Regions from separate parts of the Homo sapiens genome. Here region 1 is linked to region 2. Evidence: chromatin loops called from intact Hi-C (ENCODE). Cell type or tissue: Panc1. All regions are shown on one strand. Links, peaks and the distances in the headings refer to the core of each region. The heading gives the core; the rest is flanking DNA.

What was found. Peaks named below come from ENCODE experiments on the same cell type or tissue, not always from the same donor. Only the 100,000 strongest peaks of a DNase experiment are listed, where the experiment ranks them.
Region 1: a loop joins it to region 2, with 3 times the contacts of the local background. A loop is called at or near these places in 3 of 110 quality-filtered maps.

What each region holds. Positions count from the first base shown.
Region 1 is chr11:103,198,304-103,206,303 of GRCh38, reverse strand. It overlaps DYNC2H1 (dynein cytoplasmic 2 heavy chain 1), which reads right to left. Exons shown (of 89, transcript NM_001377.3): 49 at 6,828-7,076; 50 at 6,150-6,258; 51 at 2,528-2,641; 52 at 1,340-1,482. Among named protein-coding and RNA genes, the nearest start is that of DYNC2H1, 93 kb to the right of the region's middle. In Panc1, for the core only: CTCF peaks have their summits at 3,857 and 4,066 (motif pointing left); a DNase peak (open chromatin) is centred at 4,061.
Region 2 is chr11:104,140,663-104,149,646 of GRCh38, reverse strand. The region is part of intron 1 of PDGFD (platelet derived growth factor D); the gene reads left to right. Among named protein-coding and RNA genes, the nearest start is that of PDGFD, 19 kb to the left of the region's middle. In Panc1, for the core only: no CTCF peak of the experiment used is centred there; no DNase peak of the experiment used is centred there.

The sequences.
Region 1 (8,000 bases), core at 1-8,000, 940 kb after region 2:
CTTAATATGTTCTTTTCACAGTATCCTCTGTCTCAAATGATAGTCATTTCATCCTTCTAGTTGCTCAAGCCAAATATTCAGAAGGATCATTGACCCCTCACTTTCTGTTACACCTTATTACAATCTGTCAGCAAATCCTGTTGTTTCTACTGCAAAATGTATGCAGAATACAACCATTTCTCACCACCTTACCACTACATCCTTAGCCCAACCTATCCTTTTCTCTCTGGATTACTGCAATCATTTGTAACTGCTCCAACCATTGCTCTCTATAGTCTACTTTCAGCACAGAAACTACAGTAATCCCATTAAAAAATGAGTCAGAATATTTCTGTTCGAAAGCATCCAAAAGTAAGTTAGTTCTCAGGAAAAGCTGAAATCCTATAGAGTGTAGTAGCTTACAAAGCCCCATCCTAACTGGTTTCCTCTTAGTTCTCTGACATCATCTTCACCAACTCTCCCCTCAATCACTCTGCTCCAGGTGAAGTTGCCTCTTACTGATCCTCAAAATCATCAGACATGCTCTCTACCCAGGATCTTCACCTAGAAAGCTTTCCCCGCAGATATACCTGAGAAGAATGTAAACACCATGAGGGCAGGGATTTCTCTCTGGTTTTTTTTCGTCTGCTATGTCCTCAACATATATAGAACAGTGGTACTTACTAAGCACCCAATAATTACTTCTTAATGAATGCCTCTTATTCACGTGGCCTCCTCAAGCTAAAATATCTTTCAGTAACTAAAATATTACCTCATCTGTAAACCATGTCTTTTATCTCCAATTACACTCCTTACTCTGAATCATGGCAGGCATTAAACTATACTTCTCTTATAGAAAAATAAAGAAATTAGTGATTGAGAATATGAATATCATTTAAACAAACAATGTTGAAATTATTACTTATTCAAATGAGGTAAAATAAGAGGCTTCCAGTTAAGATAGTGTTATGAGTTCACAATTTAACTCATCCCCCTCCAAACACACAGCATAGTGATGATATTTTTTAAGGATTTAAAAATTCTTTAATTGTTAAATACTTGCTATGATTTTTTAAAAATCTAGGACAGCCTGTAATAGGCTAGTTAATTAAAGCCATAAAATTTTAAAGTATAGTTGTCTCTGGGGTCCTTAATTAAGAACATGATCCTCAATCTAAAATTCTACATTCAACTAAATTATGATGCAAGAGTACGAAGAAAACAGACATTTCCAAACATAAGAGATGTTTGGTGCCATAATTAAGGTGATGTTATAACCAACACCAAAGAGAAGTTGTGAAAATCAATAACTTCAAAAATAAAATGTGCTTTTAAATTTTTTAATATTTGTTAAACTTACTTTCTTCATACTGCTATTGGACCAACCCTCCATCCACAACACCTGGCATTTCTTATGCAAAGCTGGATTACTCTCACAGTTTATCATGAAGTTTGAATTTGCAGAATCCATTATCAAGACAATATGCAAGTTTTGCTGAATTCCTAAGAAATATATAAGAATAATAATACAATCAGGCAATCTATACGTGGTCTGGGTTAAAGAGATCAAAATTTTCTCAAATGAAATAGTAGGAGTTGTTTCTTAAAACGAGCACAATATAAAACAATATTATGTTATGATTTTTATTTTAGTTAAAAGAACACTTATAAATTTGTGTATGTGCATGTTAAGAAAAAAGACTCAGAAAAATGTCCATGAAAAATGTAAGTGTCATAATGTCTGGGTGGTGTGATTATTGCCTCATTTTTTACTTATTTCAATTTTGGATTTCTACAGTGCATATAAAACTGTTTCTATAAGAATAAAAGGCTAGTTTTTTAAAACTATGAAGTCTGGCACAATCTAAATGGTTCAATAGTTCTTTAAGACAGGAGGTACTAAAGCAGCACTAATTTCACCACATGAAACAAAGGAGGCAAGGTAAATATTCCAAAGAACATTACCATACTTTCATCATTCCTGTTTGCTAAAATTTTGCTAAGGTATTGATATGGTTTGGCTCTGTGTCCCTACCCAAATCTCATTTTGTAGCTCCCATAATCCCCACGTGTTGCGGGAGGAACCTGGTGGGACATGATTGAATCATGGAGCGGGGCAGGTATTTCCCATGCTATTCTCATGATAGTGAATGGCTCTCATGAGATCTCATGGTTTTAAAAACAGGAGTTTTTCTGCACAAGCCCTCCTTTGCTTGCTGCCATCCATGTAAAATATGACTTGCTCCTCCTTCCCTTCCACCATGATTGTGAGGCCTCCCCAGCCATGTGGGAACTGTGAGTCCAATAAACCTCTTTCTTTTGTAAATTGCTCAGTGTCAGGTAAGTCTTTATCAGTAGTGGAAAAACAGACTAATACAGGTGTTTTTATTATAGGTTAGCCTATCCACTAGTTAGGTGTTACTTTCTAAAAGCTCCAGAAAAAAGATTTAAGATACCTTTGCAATCTAATGACAAAATAAGGCAAATTAAATGATATATATTTCATACAAACCAGTTTGATTTGATTAATGAATTCTATGTCACTTACTATATGTGAAGTAATTGAAGACTGGTCCAAAAAAACCATCTTGTGAAGCTTGATCCTTAAGTGGTAACAGCAAGGGCTCTAATTCTTCAAGAGTATAGAGTCCAGGAACTTCACCTACAGAAAAATATTAGACTAATTGAAAACATTTTAATAAATGATGCTTTTTCAATTTTTGTATTTAAAAATCTGCTCTTATTCAATCTTTATTTCCAAAAATATACAAACTTTATTACCTCTACTTGACTCACAAATCTTTATCTATAGCCCTCATTTGATAAAATTCAAACACCTAAGCAAACCACTCAAAATAGTCATACACTAGCCATCTGTCTACCTTTACTGGTTATTTTTCCATCTTCCTCCATAAGACCTTGTACTCTAGCCTCAATAAACTTGTGTTCCATAAACACAACAAAATATTCTCTCTTCTTGGAATGTATACTTACAGTCATCCTCTGCCCCTTATCTTGATACCCAATAAATTCTTATCCTTCAAGATGCTACTTCCCTAACTGCTATGCCCATAAGCCTTTCTTGACTGCCCATATGCTGATTAAACACTCTTTCTCTTTCACATACTATTCAAATATATCACTTTTTAGCACTTATCACATCATTTAATAATGAATTACTTCCTTCTTATCTCCAATTAGACTTTAAATTTCTGAGGACAAATATTTGACAATGTTCAACATTTAACCCTAGAATATTCTTACCTAAGTATCTAGAACAAAAATATGTTTTACATAAATGAATGAATGAAAAGATGAACTTGTACTAGAAATCAGAAGAACTGGTCCATGGCCTGCTACTATGCAGGCCAAATCATGATGATGAATAGAATGATGAAAGGCAAATCAAAGTTGATTAAGACTACAACTTTAGTCTTAAAGACAGACTTAAAGATAGAGGGCCTGGAGCACATCTTGTTCACTTCTACAAATTGTAACAGTATTTAAAACTTGGTCCTGCATATAAGAGGCATTTAATAAATATTTGTTAAGCCAATATGTTTACAATTCACAAGAAACTATAACATTAAGTGAAAAGTCCTTTGCTACACATCCAAAATAATGCATTCATATAAGGCCCATCACAGTCTGATCCCTACTTTTCTTTAGGTTCAACTAAGAGGCACCAGACCACCCCCACCCCACAAGCTTGTACATACTTGAACACATGCACACATAAATCTGTATATGTTTTTCTTCAAATTTTAGACATACCAAGATATTTTTGATTCCTTAAATTTAGCAAAAAATGTCAGCTCTATCTATATATTATACACATTAGGGAATAAGAATTTGAAATAGAAAAAAGAAACCAAGCCTACTGAATACCTCCTCTGAAAATAAAATGCCAAGATTTGACTTCTCATTTTTACGATTATATCTTGATAATAAAGACCAATTTGTCTTAAAATAATGATTATTAGGTTAGTGCTTATCTGAATGTTTGCTTTCCAAAAAAAAAAAAAAAAAATCTGTGTTTCTGGTCTCATCAGCCAAAATGAACAATGTCTCCATCTAGTGACAACTGAAGCAATACGCAGGAATGTATTCCTTAAATATCAAAAGATGGAACGCTCTAAGTCCACTCAAGTACTACTACTTTCACTAAGCCATTATCCCTCAACTTTTTAACAGAAATGGATCTACCACTTGTCTAATTAGAGCATCCTGGTCTGTATTTCTCATCTGGGCACTAATGTTTAAATATTACTTATTATTTAACCAAAGCTGTTAAATTCTGAAGAAAATTTCTCCTCAGAGCACTAGCATGATACAAAGCAAGTATTTATTGAAAACTGAGTTGAAAATGAGTTCATATAACTTTGTCCTTTGATCCCCACAGTGATACCACCCATACAATTGAAACTAGTTTTTAAGGTTTATTTTGTACTTAAATAACAAAACACTCTTGATCCAAGTTTAAAACTAAGCTACTTCCTCCCAATCACTAACAGTGATTACTCATAGAAATATTCTAACAAACTTCATAAATTCTTCAAAAAAAAGGAAGAAATATAGGAATTCGCAAGTGTCCTCCCCAGGAAGACACCAAAAAGGTCAGGTAACACCACAGACAGCAGGAGAGTACCACAGTTTGCTGGGGACAGAGCCACAGGAGAAGAGTAGCAACAGTTCTTAGTTCAGGTTGCAGAGACTCAATTAGGGAGTCACAATAGCCAAATGATACTCCCACCATACCCCAGAGATTTTAATTCAATGGATTTAGGGTAGTAGCAAAGAATTCGTTTTTAGTTGTTGTTGTTGTTGTTGTTTTTAATTATCCTAGTGATTCTAACGTGCAATTAGGGGTGAGAAATGCTGAGGAATATAAATGGACAGTGCTTCATGTTATATCTCAGAGGAAAAACAAGACTCGAACTTATCTCAGAGGCAAAATGCAAGTAATGATTTTCAAACCATAGAAATCTTGAAAACATAAAACAATAAATATCTCTACAATCCATAGAATTCCAGATACATAGAGAGCCCACTTAGCCATAAATTTCTAGAGAGTATTTGTATTAAGATAGTCCTCTTTCAAGTGGTATTTTTCTATTATACAGATGCATAAAGTACATATAAGTTCCTTTTTTCCTTAAAAATAATTTTAATTTCTTCTTTTAAAAAACAAGATTACTGGCCAGACGCGGTGGCTCACATCTGTAATCCCAGCACTTTGGGAGGCCAAGGCGGGAGGATCACCTGAAGTCAGGAGTTCGAGACCATCCTGGCCAACATGGTGAAACCCTGTTTCTACTAAAATTACAAAAATTAGCCAGGCATGGTGGCGCATGCCTGTAATCCCAGCTACTCAGGAGGCTGAGGCAGGAGAATCACTTGAACCTGGGAGGGGGAGGTTGCAGTGAGCCGAGATCATGTCACTGCACTCCAGCCTGGCGACAGAGCAAGACTCTGCCTCAAAATAAATAAATAAACAAACAAGCAAACAAACAAGATTACTTATTACTTGATTTGTAATATCCAACTGAAGAAGGAGAATGTGCATTTTTCCAGGTTAATGAATGCAACTATATTCCAGACACATGAAATGTGGGCACTAATGTGTAGCATTATGTGGAATTTCATATATCTGGAGTATATGTATATTCATATATCCATACTAAGGCCATACTATTATATAGTTATACAACCATGCCACTACTGATAGGAAGGTTCTATCAAATGTTTGTGATTATAAATTATACTACCTATTTTCTTACATACTACTTCTTTTATTTCTGTGGGTTAAATTCCTACAGATAATAGAATGGTACATCAAAGAGTATGGCACAGCTTTTAATAAGTCCTAGATGATAATTTTCCCAAAGGTTATAACAGATAATAACCCAGCAAAAGTATATGTAAAAGTCAATTTTTCTGAATATTCACCAATACTCAATATTAACAATTTTTATATGTCTTAAATTATTGGTTTTATAAAAATGGAGTCTCTCAATTCTCCTGCCATGAGCATGTTTAACACCATGTCTCCTAAGTAAGAACTATGCCAAAAGTTCTCCAAAACAAATAAATTTTGCACAAGATAATTTTACTTGGATAATTTTTATGCCATTATTTTTATTTTCTTCGAAAAGAAACTGTTCACTTGCCTGAAGACAAAAGGCTATTGATCATCTCCAAAAATGTAGGATGTACAAACTGGTAATCCTCAAGAAGTAAAACTACCTGTTGTGCTTCAATTCCTGCAAGTTGCAGCACCTGCAAAATCAGAAAATATTTTTTAGTGCCCTTTAAGTATTTTTGGTACAGTTAAAAATTAACATTTTGTATTTGTATGTAAAGTATGCCAGTATCATGTGTTTATTTATTCATTTATTTCCATTTTAATAATTAAAAATCAAACTTTAGCCACATAATTTGGAAAGTAAATCCAACCCCTAAGTAAATACTAATTATTTTACAGCTAGGCCATTAAAATTAAAACAAGTAGATCATTTTTATCTCTACTCATATATTTCCTATGTAAATTCCATCCTTCTGTTTACCATTCATGTCTGTCTAACATCCCATGACCTGGAGTATCTGCTTCCTAGAAATTCTAATAGTATTCTCTTTCCTGTCTATAGATAAAAATGTAATTTTCTAATAATCATGGAAAAAATAATCTAAATTAAAATAAAGACTACATTGTATAACAGAGAACTTTAGTTCTTTAAAGATGTTCTTTAAAACTTTAGTTCTTTAAACCTTTAGGTCTTTAAAGATGTTTAGAGTAATAACCAATGTAATTTAAAACCAAATAAAGCAAAAGAGAGTGGGCAACTCACATGTTTGAGATCATTTTTGAACTGCTTCAGTTCATATCCTCTGGAAATCTTTGGAGAAAACAGGACCGCTCCATGCATGTGACTGACTAAAGAAGTGATGGTCCGACGACCTACACCACTGCGTCCTGCTAATAGAAGTGAACCTCCAGGGAAACTCAGCACTCTATCTATCCTAGACATATACTCCAAGACTTCGTGGAAAAGTAAAATGTCTAAATTCTGGTTATCTCGTCCATAATGAATAAGACCCTTTTAAAAAAATCAGAATATTTTATAATTAATATAAGCCCTAATTACATAATAAAAATGTTACTTACCTAGGTTAAAATATTATATTTTTGATACATTCAAGAAAAAAAGTAAAGTGACTACATATCATCTCACACTCAATATTTTATATGTCTGGTAATCCTGGATAAATATATTGGCATTCTCTAAGGAAAAACTCATGTCAAACAAGTTCAAGGGTCCGTGAAAATCAGTTACTTTTGGTCACTGCTACACTAATAAAAAGCAGCATGAGATAGCAGGTTAATTATAAAACTTTAAAATTGCTCAAATTTTATCAGTTGTCATGAATCAGTGTGCATAGACCATGAAAAAAATCCCCAAACTCTAGAAATCTAGTGCCTAAAAAATCTTTTGTGAATGTTTGTTCTTTCGCATTGCTTGGGAATGAATCAAAAGCTAACACAGGTACCATGCTCTGCCAGGGACTACCTGATAGAGTGCAGGAAGGGAGAAAGGAAAATTAGACTTTACATATTTAACAACTTTCAACGCTTCAAAACTTTGCAACATCCATTCCAGGCGAATCAGTTTACCAGACCATGAAAAAATGTTTCCTGATATAAAATCCACACTAACATTCAATATAAATATTAATTTTTAAAGCAATCATTTGCAATACTGTTTCTTCTTCTTGATTATAACTAAACTTTAAAAGAGAAAGAAACTCTCTAGGATAGCACTACTCAAAGTTTCAGTGGACCAGCAGCATCAACATCATCTGGGAGCCTCTTAGACATCTGGACTACCTGGGTCACCTAATGAATCTGACACTTAAGAGGATGAGACCCAGGAATCTGCATATTTTCTAATCTCTACATGACTCTAATGCTCTCTAAAGTTTGACAACCACTGCTCCAGAGTAATTTCCTGATTAATATTAAA
Region 2 (8,984 bases), core at 467-8,466:
TAATCATACAAGTGCACTACAACAAATGGAGCAGGAGGGAAGCACTCCATGAGCCTGCCATATTTGTTCTTGTTTGAGCTGTGTGATGGTAGGGGCTGCTCCTTCCAATGTTCACTTTGCAAACATTTATTCCTTGACTTAACCTACCACTACTAACACTGCCATCATTCACTGATTCACCGAACTTGGGTATATAATTATCTCACTTGTTTTTATTCATTTTCTTCTTGAATGTATGTATAGCTCACATTTATTTCAGTGTTGAATATTAGAACTGTTTTGGTCTTTATTTAGAAGTTTGGTGATGTTTTTGTGACCAGAATTACGCCACAGGAATTTAATTCTTGTTTATACCAACTAACCTATAATAAAGTTGGTTTCTCTATACATCCTTTCACTTAAAGTTGCAATTTCCAATAACCTATAGATGACATTAAGTGAGAACTTACTGTACCTAGATGAGGTATTTGCAAATTTTAAGATTGCTGGAAATTTGGAGTTTAGGACAGACTCAGAGAATTCTAGGTGAATTTCTGAGCCCAAGGTTCTTAGCTGAAATTGAACCAAACTCTTGCCACTTTAAACCATCATTGTCCAAAAGACATGTAATATAAGACAATGTTATTTAAAGATTTTTAGTAACCACATAAAAAAGTAAAAATAAATACATGAAGTTATTTTGGTACATATACACCATGGAATGCTATGGAGCCATAAAAAAACAAGATCATGTCCTTTGCAGAGACGTGGGTAAAGCTGGAGGCCATTATCCTTAGCAAACTAACAGAAACAGAAAACCAAATACAATATGTTCTTACTTATAAGTGTAAGCTAAGTTATGAGAACACATGGACACGTATTGGGGAACAACACACACTGGGGCCTTTCAGAGGATGAAGGGTGGGAGGAGGGAGAGGATCAGGAAAAATAAATAATGGGTACAAGGCTTAATACGTAGGTAATGAAATAATCTGTACAACAAACCCCCATGACACAAGTTTACCTGTGTAACAAACCTGAACTTGTACCCCTGAGCTTAAAATAAAAGTTAAAAATGTAATAATATATTTTATTTAACTCATTATGTATGTAAATATTTCAATGTTTCATTTTTTTAATTATTGCAATTTCTTTTAAATTTTTATAATACTAAATCTTCAAAATCTTATATGAATTTTATACTTACAATACATCCTATTTCAGAGTAGTCACATTTCAAAGCTTTGATAGCCACATGTGGCTAATTGTTGCCAATTTGGACAGTATAGCTCTAGGATGTTAAGATCATTTATTTGGAACAACACATATTATCATTGGTCTATTTCCAACATAAAAAATTAATTTATGAGAGCTGTTTTTGTATCTCATCGTTTCAGTGTGTTGAAATCGACTGAGTCACTTTTTAAGGAGCTGAATAACTCAGCATGGGCAAGTTTTATGTGTTTTATATTTTATTATTATATCAACACTGGTACAGTTGATGTTGCTAGTTATTTTCATGTATTCTGTTAAAAAAACTTATAGTCATCTAATAAACTAACAGTAAACCATGCTACTCAGTTTTTATGCCAGGTGCAAAATTTCTGATGTTTGAAAAGTTTCTAATAAAAACAGCAGCTGGCACTTCATTTCTCTGCCATGAATGGGAAAAACTGTGTTTAATCAGCATTGATACTTCTTTTCATTTATGAGTTAATTTGCATTAGGCAATGATAATATTCTCATTTATCACTTCACCATTTTTTAAAATTACTCTTTCTGGCTGATTTTAAAAGATTTGTGAATAAGAGAACCCCGCCATATGTTTGGAGGATTTAACCTATTATTTGTATTTGTAATGTGTATTTGATACAGATTTTGTATCAGGTCTGTATTTTGTCTAATTTGTATTTGTATTATTTTGTATAATCTGTATTTGATACAGATTTTTACTATGTCACCCATATCTCCTTGGAGTTAGTGGCCTTAGATTTGGAGCCATTGGACAGCATATATTTGGAGCATGACTTTTTAGGACAATAAAATATTATGAAAACTCCTTTTGCATTAAAAAATTTCAGTCCTGCCACTGACTATGTGGCCTAGAATTTAAATGTGATTAATAAAAAATATTACAGCAATATAAATCATTCTTACTTTTGTTAAATGAGTATCTCTACCAAGCTATTGGTGGATCATTGTTGACATGACCATTAATTTGCATATAATTTGATCAAGAAAATATATTCTATCAAGTAAAATGGCTTGTAAGGGTATCCTATGTTTCCTTACCTGACTTTGGAAATACCTTATTGGATTGTGTTCCCATGACAGGCTCATATATAATGATGCCCTGTAAAACTTTCATTGCTGCAAAATTTATTTCTTCTATTTGTGGAGAACTCGACCTAAGTTGTCCATTTTGATATCTTATGCTGTGAAAAACCAAGCACAGTGTACTTAGTTTTCAAAACAAGCACACAAGATTGGAAAGGCTTGTTCTAAGCAAGAAACAACTTCGCAAGATCAGAATCTCTTCAACAACCTTATATGTGTCAAGTCACAGTGTGACTCTGGTGTTATTGAAAACATTTTATTCAGAGGGCACTTTTCATTTTTCAACAAAGAAGTGGTTTTTAAAACAACTATTTTTTTTTTTTTTTTTAGTATGCCCCGGTGCCTGGTGTGTACCAAGCTCACTTATTTCTACCTGAAATTATATCATTTATTTTCATTTGTTTATGTTCTGTCTTCCTTCAAGAATATAAGCTCTGTAAGGATAAAGATTTTGTCTGTTTTATTCCCTACTGTATCCTTTTTTATGTCTCTTTTATTCCCCTCTGGCTCCTGGAATAGTACCTGATATATAGAGGTACTCAGTAAATATTTGCAGAATGATTGAATGAACTCCAGCCAAGTACAATTCAGATGAAGCTCCAACTCATAGCAGGAGGAAAACGTCTGGGTAGCAGATGGGGACTAACTTTGATGCTAATGAGGCTTACGCTTCAGGCCCATCCCCTTGATTGGCCCCTTTCAAGGTCCTGTTGCCTAATTTTATATGCATAACTTGATGTTCTTTATCTTAAGAGGGCATCCCACATCATACAAGTGTTAGACTACAAAAATCTGGATCATTCCCTGGAATTGAGATCCCTATCTTGACATATGAGGTTTGCTCTGAAGAAATGTGGAAACAAGTGAAACTATCAGATGAAAAATTTAGTGCAGCGGGAGCTCCAGTACCCTAAGAGCAGGATTAACCACATTGTCTAGTCTAATATGAAACATCCTGACTGATGTCCATGGCAATTGTGTTGCTTTTGTGTTACTTCCCTGGAACACACTTCTTTTCTCACCATTGAGATATATATATTCCAAAGGTGTGTTGTATTTGTTCCCAAACGTATGTCTTCCAGTCCTACATGTTAATGTAATTACATAATTTAATTAAATGTTGTGTGACACAGCCAAACATGAATACAAAAAAGAGAGTTGTGTCTGTAAATAGTTAATTCAGTGTTTGTCGAAACTTTAATGGTGAGTGCTCAAAAATAAAGTTGTGGAGTTTATTAGTTTGCTTGGGCTGCCATACCAAAATGCCACAGACTGAATGTCTTAAATAACAGACTTTATTTCTCATAGTCCTGGAGGCTGGAAGGTCCAAATTCAAGGTGTTGGCAAATTTGATTTCTGGTGAGACTTCTCTTCCTGGCTGATAGATGGTCGCCATCTTACTGTGTCTTCACATGTTCTTTCCTCCTTGCGTATGTGGAAGGAAAGAGATCTCTGGTATATCTTCATCTTCTTAAAAGAACACGTGTCCTATACTATTAGAGCCCTATCCCTGTGATCTCATTTAGCCTTAATTATCTCTCTGAAGGCCCTATTTCTAAATACAAGCACACTCGGGGGTCAGGACTTCAACAGATACATTTTGGGAAGATACACTTCAGTTCATTACAGTTTGATATAAGTGAGAAAACTGAACTATTTCACAAAGAATGAAAATAAAATAAGTCTAAAAGGCCTAAAGAGCTCCCTATATAAATTGCTTCACATATATCTTTAAGGTTTTCTCTACTTTCAAGAAAGATAAATTGGAAATTATAGATAAATTATGGATGTAACTTATGCAAGAATGATTACAAAATTTTATCAGTATGAGACATACTTAAAGACTTGCAGTTCATCAGAAATTGGCTATAGAAATGCATATTTACATGTGTTAAACTTAAATAAAAATCTAAAACCCTACATTAACTGGCATAATCAATCCAGTACTGTTTCAACTATGTCACATAATAGGCTTTCAAATGTGTGTAAGTAAACAAATAATGTATTAAAGAGATGCATGTATTGCATGACGTAACATAGCATTCGGTTTATACCAACACTGGTTAATGACATTCATTAATTTGAAAAGAAAATCTAGCCTGATGAGAGACATATGGAATAATGATTAAGGGTAACAAGACCTCAGCTGAAATCCAGCCCCTACCACTTGCTCGCTATGTATTTGTAGGGATTACTCAACCCCTCTCAGTACTCAGAGATTAAATAACAATAACAATAACACCACTTATTATAAAGTAAATGTGAATATTAAATAGTTATTTAGCACAATATCAGGGAAATGGCACTGAATAAATGGTAAGGCAAGCAGGGTATTTTCACTTTTCCACATTTTTTCAGAGTATACTTTAAATAGTAAAAGTTGTATCTTACTACAAGTAGTAGTAACACCTGTGTCTACAATATGTTAATACAGTGATTTCACTAAATTTTAGCTCTGGAAGGCTTCTTAGAGGTAGGTTAGGCCATCTTCTTGCTTTATGGTTGACAAAACCATGGCAGAGAAAGGTGCAGTAACTTCCCTGAAGTCATACAGTGGATCACTGGCAGGGTCAGGATTTAAATAAAAATTTCTGATCTATCATCTGCTGCTTTTTACAAAGTATTGCAGATACCTTTTGTCTATTTTTAGGTAAGACAATTGCCAGCTTCAGTAAGATTGGTGATAAAGAGTTAAAATGGCTTCATCAACATTGAATTGGTTGTATCATAAATCTGCTTGCTTTTTCTCTGCCAAGTTGTGTTCAGTTTGGCCTTTTTGTTTGTTTGTTTTGTTTTGTTGGGTTTTTTTTTTTTTTTTTTTTTGGTGACGGAGTTTTGCTCTTATTGCCCAGGCTAAAGTGCAGTGGCGCAATCTCAGCTCACTGCAACTTCTGCCGCCTGGGTTCAAGCGATTCTCCTGCCTCAGCCTCCCGAGTAGCTGGGATTACAGGCGTGTGCCACCGTGCCTGGCTAATTTTTGTATTTTTAGTAAGACAGGGTTTCACCATGTTGACCAAGCTAGTCTCTAACTCCTAACCTCAAGTGACCCACCCACTTCGGCCTCTGGACTTTTTAAATGGTAAATATAATGGCTGTAATTGTTTCAGCATTTGGAATAAAAAATGTTGATAAGAATTGAGATTCTGAGGTTTTTCCTTTTCTTGTTGTTGCTTTTTATTTTATTTATAGTCTTAACCTCCAGTGTTCCACTTGATGGAGTACCTTCAAGTCACAGTTGTAGATCAAGCAAGTTTTCAGCCTGTTCACTGGAGGTTTGACTTTTTAGCAATCTGCTGCCTATAAAAACATGAATCTAAATAAAGTTGGAAGCCAAGATGAGATGACATCCATTCCTGACTTGCCAATCGAAGCTTTCTTTAATGTCTAAAAGCAATATGTATGCAAATAACAAACCAGTTTTAAGAAAAAGGATAGAAATTTAAGCTGCCTTAAATAATCTTAACTGCGTTTGAAAAGTAGACAAATTGGTTTTATAATATAACTAAGGAAAAGAGATGTAAATCCTTTCCTGGTTTTTAAGCAGTGCTTTGGAAGTGAGTTTCACTTGATTCATCTGTATTTTACTGAATACTCACTATATGCCAGGCACTTTGGCAGCTAGATGTATACTAGTAAAACGCATGATTCTCCACCCTAATGTAGCCATTTGGTCCAGAGACTCTCAAGGCTAGTAGATTATATGCACCAGAGTAAGTGTTGTGAGAACAGGGCCATACGAGCACCTAGGTGGTGCTTCTATCCCAGAACTGGGGAAGGACTAAGGCTTCCCCAAAGAGCTTGGGTTACCCTAAAATATAAATGGTACCTCCAAGGATGCTTAAACCAGACCTTCGGCTGCCAGGTTTTATGTTGTCATGGAGGCCAAAATCCAATAAGAATTCCAAGAAGTAAAGAGTTTCTGCTTTACTCTGCAAGCATTTGCTCAAGATCCCTTTCTAATTTTTTTGATCCCCTCTAGCATATTCAGAAATGAGTAGGCTGGACATAGATATTAGACAGCAGTTTTATTATAAATCTTACTACCTAATCAATGATTTTCTAAAGCAGGCCCAGCAGACAGTTTCTTATAGAGAGGTCTTCCTTATGCTAAAGAGGAAGTTATGCCTTCCTATTAAAATTAAACAAACAAAAAACATTTAAAAACACAGCAGACCTTTTAAGATCGCATGCTCAATAAAGAAAATTTTTTCATACAGAATATTAACGACAATATCCTATTGTTATGTTCTGAAAATACACACTGTAAGGAAAACCTGCATAGCTCCCTAAAAATAACCAGGCCTCCATTTTTCAGTGAGCTGTGGGAGCAGTACCATAGAGTACATCTCAGAGGCATGGTGCTTTCAGAGAGCAGCTCTGTTCCCTGGAGCATTCCCTGTAGTTACAGGAATGATTTACTCGCCTCACTCAGACACCCTGAATGCAGGCGGCTTTGAAACCTTCGCGGACATGCACTACCACAGCCTACATCATTGCCCCTGGAGGCATCGTAACATTTAATCCCACAGAGGGCTTTGGCCATATCAGAATGAACAGTCTGCATTTTCGAGAAGATTTTAGCACAGCAACATCACTTCCTGGAAACCCTCTCCCTTGTTCTAATCACAAAGAAATTATTAGGGCCTTCGGTTTTTCTATAGCACAGTCAATCACATCTCCAATTCTCATTTAGCCAAATCAAGAATTTGGAAACTTAGAGATAAGAGAACTCAGAGAAGACTTGTAATAAAATCATTGGTTTACTTGTTAAATATTATTGAGCATCTGTTGTTAGTAAGGCAGTATGCTAGGTAGATAAGGTGGAAATTTTAAAAAATCTATTAGATCATCTCTAATAGATATGTGTACATATACTATATATATACACACACACATTCCTGTACATATATATGTTAAATATTATGTATCCAGGCATTTGTATTTGTGTGTGAGTATATGTTATATAAATATGTGTGTATATATGTACACCACGCACACATATTCATATAAACATATATTTACTTTTATAAATACATGTTTGTGTGTGTATATGTATAAATACACACACACATATTTATATAGCATATATTCACACATGAATACATATACCCAGATTCATGATAATATTTAACATATGTATGTACAGGCATGCAAACATGTACACACATATGTTCAGGTGTATTGTTTGTTATGTGTATTATAAGGATGTGTATGTGATATATATGTATGTATTATCATTAATATGGCAGTATTAATATGGTAAGTGTGAAAACAAGATGCTGAAATAATTCCATTAGGGAACTTCACCAACCCCAAGACAATAAGGCATCCTTTGGTGCAATTGGAAATGGAATTCAAGCCAGGCTATAAAGATGGTATATTAGTTTCTTTGAGTTCTGGATTAAATTGCACAACTGTGGTGGCTTAATACAACAGAAATTTATTTTCTTAAATTTCTGAAGATAAAAATGTCGAAATAGGGGTATCAGTAAGGCCACACACCTTCTGGAGGGCGTAGGGGAGGCCTGTTACCTGCTCTTGGCTGCGGACATTCTTTGGCTGCATCACTCCAGTTTCTGCCTTCATGGTCACATTGCCTTCTCCTCTTTTGTGTGTGTTAAATGCTCCCTAGCTTCACTCATATAGGGACATGTGAGATTGCATTTAGGGCTCACATGGATAATACATAAGCTCTTCCTCACAAGACCTTGAACTCAGCCACATTTTTTTTGGTTCAGTGCAGTGGCATGTGCCTGTGGTCTCAGATACTCAGGAGGCTGAGGCAAGAGGATTTCTTGAGCTAAGGAGTTCAAATTTACAGTGAGCTAATAAGTGGAAACTTAGAGATAAGAGAACTCACTTAAGAGATTTCACCACTGCACTCCTGCCTGGGTGACAGGGCAAGATCCTGACTCTAAAAAAAAAAAAAAATTAAATTAAATCTCTGTATCGTTCCAATTTTAGTATATGTGCTGCCGAAGCAAGCACAAAAAAAATTAAATCTCATCTTTTGCCATCTAAGATATGTTCACAAGTTCTAGAGATTAGAATGTAGACATCTTTTTTTGTGGAGTATGGGTACCGTTCAACCTACAACAAATGAAAACCTTTTAAAAAGCTGAATCTGGGGAGTATATTACAGGTTTTTTAACTACGTTGGTTTTAGTTTCTTAGAAACTAGGCTAAACAGAAATGTAAGGCAGGAAAGAGAAGGCATGTTAGGTAGCAGACTAGGAGACCTGTCATCAGTGAGCACCGTAAATTGTGTTTGGAGAAGAAGAGAGATAGAAGCTAGCAAAGATAGGATGGTCCAGACCATGTAGGCCCTTTGCTGCTGGGCAGCAACATTAAATGAATTGGAGAACCAGTGAAAATCAGATAGCAAATCTATTAACATAGCCAAGGTAAGACCTCACAAAAGCTTACATATAGCTATTAGCTGTGAGAGTAGATAGCAAGGGAGATATTTCAGCAGTAAAATTGATAAACAATTGACTGGCTTTATATCCTAATGAAGAAAAGTCTAAATGTGTGGATAACTAGGAAAAGGTTAGGACATTAGCAATAGGGAGATAGTAAAATAGAAATGATTGTTGTGTTTGGATATGTTGCTTCAGTTGCCAGGATAATGTTCAGGGGGGGATATAGTTAGAAATGTCTAGTTGGTC